Linked DNA regions of Mus musculus: region 2 is linked to region 1. Evidence: chromatin loops called from intact Hi-C (ENCODE). Cell type or tissue: heart. All regions are shown on one strand. Links, peaks and the distances in the headings refer to the core of each region. The heading gives the core; the rest is flanking DNA. Region 1 overlaps Ror2 (receptor tyrosine kinase-like orphan receptor 2). Region 2 overlaps Ror2 (receptor tyrosine kinase-like orphan receptor 2).

What was found. A loop is a pair of places that touch in the nucleus more often than their neighbours do. Peaks named below come from ENCODE experiments on the same cell type or tissue, not always from the same donor. Only the 100,000 strongest peaks of a DNase experiment are listed, where the experiment ranks them.
Region 2: it touches region 1 in a loop (2.2-fold over the local background); 2 of 42 quality-filtered maps call a loop at or near these places.

What each region holds. Positions count from the first base shown.
Region 1 is chr13:53,210,795-53,213,701 of GRCm38, reverse strand. The region is part of intron 1 of Ror2 (receptor tyrosine kinase-like orphan receptor 2); the gene reads left to right. Among named protein-coding and RNA genes, the nearest start is that of Gm52058, 43 kb to the right of the region's middle. In heart, for the core only: no CTCF peak of the experiment used is centred there; no DNase peak of the experiment used is centred there; H3K4me3 peaks cover 985 bases; H3K27ac peaks cover 2,120 bases.
Region 2 is chr13:53,266,362-53,269,268 of GRCm38, reverse strand. All of the region lies in intron 1 of Ror2 (receptor tyrosine kinase-like orphan receptor 2), which reads left to right. Among named protein-coding and RNA genes, the nearest start is that of Ror2, 18 kb to the left of the region's middle. In heart, for the core only: no CTCF peak of the experiment used is centred there; no DNase peak of the experiment used is centred there; H3K27ac peaks cover 994 bases.

The DNA.
Region 1 (2,907 bases), core at 204-2,703:
TTTCCACACACACCCTAGTTCACTAAATAACGACTCGGAGACTGATTATTATGATTACATGCCGAGGCCAAAAGCTAGGACTTGTTCCCCGACTAGTTCATAACTTAATTATCCCATGTGTTCTATTCTAAGTCCTGCCACGTGGCTGGGTACCTGGTGCTCAGGTTCATATGCCCAGCTTGCCATCTCATTCCTGTGAGAATGTCTCGTACTTCCCTCTATCCTAGAAATCCTCTCTCTACCAGATGTCCCACCTTCTAATCCTGCTTTATGTCATTGGCTGTAGGCCTTTTTATTGACAGGTGAAACTTCCATACATTACACCAAAGATCGCCTCTGCAGAATTTCCTAATTACGATCACTCCAGGTTGAGGCGAGCACCTTTATGTGGCTCCAACACTTATCCATTCCTGTCCCATGGAAAACTTTCTCAAGATTTGCACACTAGAATCAGAGACTCCAGAAAATACTTCAGTCTTCCAAGTCTGTGCAAGAGAAAAAAATTGTAAACACTCCTTAGCAGGGCTGAGACTCCGCCCAGAACCTTTGCAGTGGTGTTGCCCTCTCTGCAGGGACCTTCTGGGTCCTCACAGATGAACACCCAGACTTTATACTCCTCCGGATCCGGGCTGCTTGGCTCCCTTCTAGAGGCCACTCCCTGGAAGGGAGGACTGGCCTGCTTACCGACCTGGAGTCCTGTGAGATACCTGGTATTGCATGTGCTGCTGAGATGTGCATGTTGCTGGGGACAGAGTGGTGACTGTGGCAGGGAGCAGCACTGTGTTCTGATTCCTGATCCTGTGCCCTGCTTGAGGGAACCCTGCTGTGCCACCCTTCATCTGGAAGCCGGGTGATTGGACCACATCTGTGATTAGGATTCTGGGTAGCATATGGAAACCCTAAGAGCCAAGTGTTCTTTGTGTGAGCACACATCCCAGCTATGAAATGAGTGTGAGTTTTGTCTCCCTTGTTTTCAATTAGGACTGCTTCTGTGTATGGAAGCCGTACACACTCCATAAGTATCAGTGGACCCTTAATGTTAGCCTGGATGGCGTCTTCAGTCTGGAACTCCAACCTAGGCCCTTTCTGTGAATGCATGTGTGCACTGTGCACGTATGCCTGTAGTCTTCTGCATTTGCCCAGGTAAGTCACCAAGGGTCAGCGCCTCTGTCCTGGTTAGTGTGAGACAAGGAGCTCCCATTGTAACTTAGGTCCTATCCCTGGGTCCTGCCTGATGAACTGTGGTCTTTGTTCTCAGGTGCCACAATCAAGTGAGCAGGTTGCGCCTGGCCTTTGTTTCTTCTTCCCTCAGCAGGATCAGGACTGGATTCTGGGTGGGAACTAGCCAGCAGCTTTATCTGCCTGGCTGGAGGGGCAGCCTCACGCAGGCTCCCTGCGAAATCCGGAGGAGGATCGGTGGGCGAAGTTTCCACCCTCCCCCTCTCTATCACGTTAGCCCCCTTATTTTCTCCTGTTCATTTCGACAGGATTTATGCTTGATTAAGTTACCCTCTTTTATCATAATTAAAGAAAAATGTGGTGGGAGGGCCGTGAGGACTGTTCAATGAAAACCAGATTGTTGAACCTGCAGGGAAACAAGGGCCGCCCTGTTGCTCCCGGCCCCGCCCAGGCCCCGCCCAGGCCCCGCCCCAGGAGACTACTCAGCTGGGCGCAGAGAGGAGGCAATCTAAACTCTCCAAAGAGCAAGTCTTTTTCCTTGATGCCTGCCCAGAAGGTGGCAGGAAACAGTGGCATTGCCCAGGCATGTCATCTCTTGGTCTGCATCCTTCTGGGAGCTGGCCAATGTCACCCTCTTCTCCTGGGGGGGGGGGGGGGGGTCCGTGAATAACCGTAGGTCTCCTTTTCCGAAGACTTTCCTAGTGAGGCCAGTAAACCTGCTCAGAACCTGCTGGAATGTTTTCTAGAAGTGTGTTTGGAATTGGTTTGGCTCCTGTATCCTGTGCACAGGTCACCCAGCCTCATCAAGGCAACGCTGTGAGAAGGTCTTGTGGCTGCCCCCGGTTGTCAGAAAGCCTTGGTTAGTTAGGGTTGGCGGTGGAGTGATCTCTTTGCCGAAGCGAAGTGGCCCTGTTGTTGCTTCTGACATGGTTTTCTTACTCAGGAAGATGAGGTTCTTCATCTCAGTAAGAAGATAATTTAAGAATGGACCCTGGAGGGAGATCAGGGGACACTCTCAGCTCTGTATGAGAGAAAAGCAACAGGGTTTTTGGTAACTGCGTGGGGAGGAGAGGGAGAAAGTCATGGTGTTTTCATTTAGGCACTGAGGCTGAGAGACAGACAACCCTGCGTGTCATGGAAAACATACTGAGACTTTAGGTCAGTATCCCCACTCCCCAAAAGAAGAAAGATAGGAAAGGAGAAAGAAGAAAAAACACATTTAATGCTTGACCAAGGGCTTATGTTGAGAGGGCACCTGGTCCCAGGCTTGCCTGCCTGTCCCAGGGCAAAGGATTTCACCATGATCATGGGTGGGTGGTTAGAAATATAAATAGAGACAGTTCATTAATAAAGATACATGGCTTAGTGGTTAGAAACAAATCTTGATCTTCCAGAGGACCTGAATTCAGCTCCTAGCACCCACATCAGGCAGCTCAGGATCACCTGTCACTCCTGCTCCAGGGGGATCTGACATTCACAAACAGACCCACTGACACATGCACATCCCACAGACAGACACATGCACATCCCACAGACAGACACATGCACATCCCACAGACAGACACATGTACATCCCACAGACAGACCCATGCACATCCCACAGACAGACACATGCACAAACCCACAGGCACATGCACATACCCTCAGGCACATGCATATACCCACAGACACATACACATACCCATAGACACAAGCATATACCCACAGTCAGACACATGCACATACCAA
Region 2 (2,907 bases), core at 308-2,807, 55 kb before region 1:
ATCTAAAATAAAATTTAAAAATGGGCATGGTGTTACGTTCTTGTGATTCCCAGTGCTGGGGAGGTGAAGAGAGGCAGGTGGATCCCCGGAGCTCTCTAGATGGCCTTAGCTTAGTGTAAATGGCAAGCTTGGGGCTGGCAGGAGACTCTGGCTCAAGAGGTGGACAACATCCCTGAGTAGCACGTTCTAGGTTGTCTTTTGGCTTCCACACATGAACCTTCATAACGTGAATATACCACACACACACACACACACACACACACACACACGCACGGAAATTGTACAGAGCCCACGGAAGCCGTGTTATTTGTTCCTCAATGAAAGGAGAGCCACGACTCCAAGATCCTGTTGGTGGTGGCTTCTCTGTCCATGCATCTGTGGTCATTGAATTCTAGAGTGCTGTTCTGCCTCAGGACTGCCTCCCCCCCCCCCCCCCCCCGTTGAACAGAGGGAGAAGGGGGTGAGAAGTTTCTGCTTTGACAAGCTCTCCTAATCCCATTATTGTTAATTATGAGATAGTCTTTGAAGTCCCCTAATGATGCTTTTCATGCAAGGCCGAGACAAAAGCATTCATCAGATTTTTGGGCATTTCTTTCAGTCCCTTGCCGGAGCTTTGTTTTGCTTGCCAATTAAAAACTCATTCAAGTAATGGCACATTTTCTTATGCTGGAAGGTTCTGGAATGTGATATCCCGATGCCCAGCTTTTACTTACGACTATTGCTATACTGTGTAATTGGTAGCCATTCACCATTTACATCGGTGGCTATTTCATTACAGTTTAGAGAGATTAAATTAAGGTACAAAGTGATCTCTCAATGGTACCAGTCACGCAAGGAGTTTGATGGTCACTGTGTTTGCTTGGCATCTTAGTGGACCCTGCAGGTGCAGGGCATCTCCATTGTCACAAGTTTCTCACCGACAACCCTGCTCTGTGCATTCGCTCCGTCATTTCAGCCGCTTGGGACTACCAAGAGCCTGCTGAGTGCATGTGGGTTTCTGCTTTGCTGACTCCATAAAAATGCCAAGCTCCTTCTATGCTGAGGGAGCAATGTTTCCTTGAGAGCTCACTGTTGAGTAACTTGCTCCTTGCCTCCTTGTTTTGTTGGCGACAATGCTTTTGTCATTAGGTGGAACAACCTTAGGCAAGGGGTGAGAATGAGGAGGGGCAGGCAGGAGGATGCTGGGTGAGATCAGAAAGGGTGTGGCTAGCAGGGCTCGGGGGAAGCTGGACAGGTGCACAGATAAGTGTGTGCCACAGGAGGAAGGCCAAGGGCAGCGCTGCTGGGGCAGGTCAGCTGATCTACCGTGTGGCTGTTTTGTGTTGCTTGACATGGGAGGGCGTGCTACTGCTTAGAGAAGAGGCTCATCTGATGGTTTAAAAGAGCATCGAGGAGAAGGACATTTAATAAGGACCTAGGAGCAGCTCATGTGATTGCTTCTTCTCTTTTTAAATTTATTTATCCTTATTTTCTGAGATTAGGTCATACCTTGTCGCCCTGGCTGGCCTGGGACTCTTTATGTAGACCAGACTGACCTTGAACTCAGAAAGAATCAGTTGCTTCTGCTTCCCAAGTGCTGGGATTAAACCGTATCTTACTCCGCATGCCTGGCTGTTCAACATTAGAGCTGGCCTTGAACTCAGAGATTTGCCTGTCTCTGTCTCCCTGGTGCTGTAACTAAAGGTGTGCACTACCACTGCCCAGCTTCGACATTTTTTTTAAAAAACAGGCATCTTGGTGTTAAGTGATGCCACAGTGGGGTTTTCTTTTTAAATTTTCATTTATTTTTATTTCATGTGCCTGCATGTATGTGTGTGTGAGGGTGTCGGGATCCTCTGGAACCAGAGTTACAGACAGTTGTGAGCTGCCATGTGGGTGCTGGGCATTGAACCCGCATCCTCTGGAAGAACAGCCAGGGCTCTTAGCCGCTGAGCCATCATCTCTCCATCCCTGACCACAGTGGTTTTGATTTGCATTTTCTTGGTAATTAGTGCTGTGAATGTTCTACATGTCGGTTGTCTGTTACAGTTATGGGGAGTTAAACTTTAAACCTAGTACATGCCAGCCACTCAGTCTACCAACTGAGCCCCAGCCCCAGCCCCAGCCACCAACCTTCTATTTTATCCAGAGGAATGCTTTAGAAGACATAGCATCATTCTCCCTTTGAGGTTGTTAAGGGGATGCATGGGGAATTAGGTCCCCCTTCAGCATCCACTGGTTTCTGGTATAGCACCTAGCAGTTTGATGCCTGAAGTTAATAAGAAGAAAATGAGGCAGGGTCAGGCAGGAGCTGGAGACATGGTAACAGTTTCCCGTTGCTTTTCTGTATCCTTGAAACTGCTCCCGGAACGCAATGAATTATTGAAGATGGTGTTTGTGTGAAATGTATGATTCAACTTTTCCACTGTCGGGCTCCTATTTTAATAACGGCTTTCTGTGATTTACATGCCAGAGAACAGCACTTGAAGGGAAACAACCCAGTGTTCTTTAGTGTGTTCAGTCCTAAAACTGACACCGTAATCAGTTTTAGAGCGTTGTCACTGCCCCTTAAAGAAACCTTGTACCCGTTACAGCCATGGCTTTCTCAGGGTTCCGGCAGCTGTGTGTGCTTTGGGCTCTGTGAGCTCATTTTTTTCCCCTGATATTTCATATAAATACAATCATTTCCATATGTGGCTTTTTGTGGTTGATTTCTTTCATGCAATCCAGTGTTCTCAAGGTTCATTCATGTCCTGTGAGTGTTGGAACTCTGTTCCTTTCAGAAGTAAAACAGTTTTTTGTTTGTTTGTTTGTTTTTAGAATAGTTTTAAGTTCATAGAAGTATAAAGTCAGGGCTGAGATGGCTTAGCCAGGAGCAGGGACCCGAGTTCGATTCCCAGAACCTCTGTAAGAATGTGGGTCACAGGA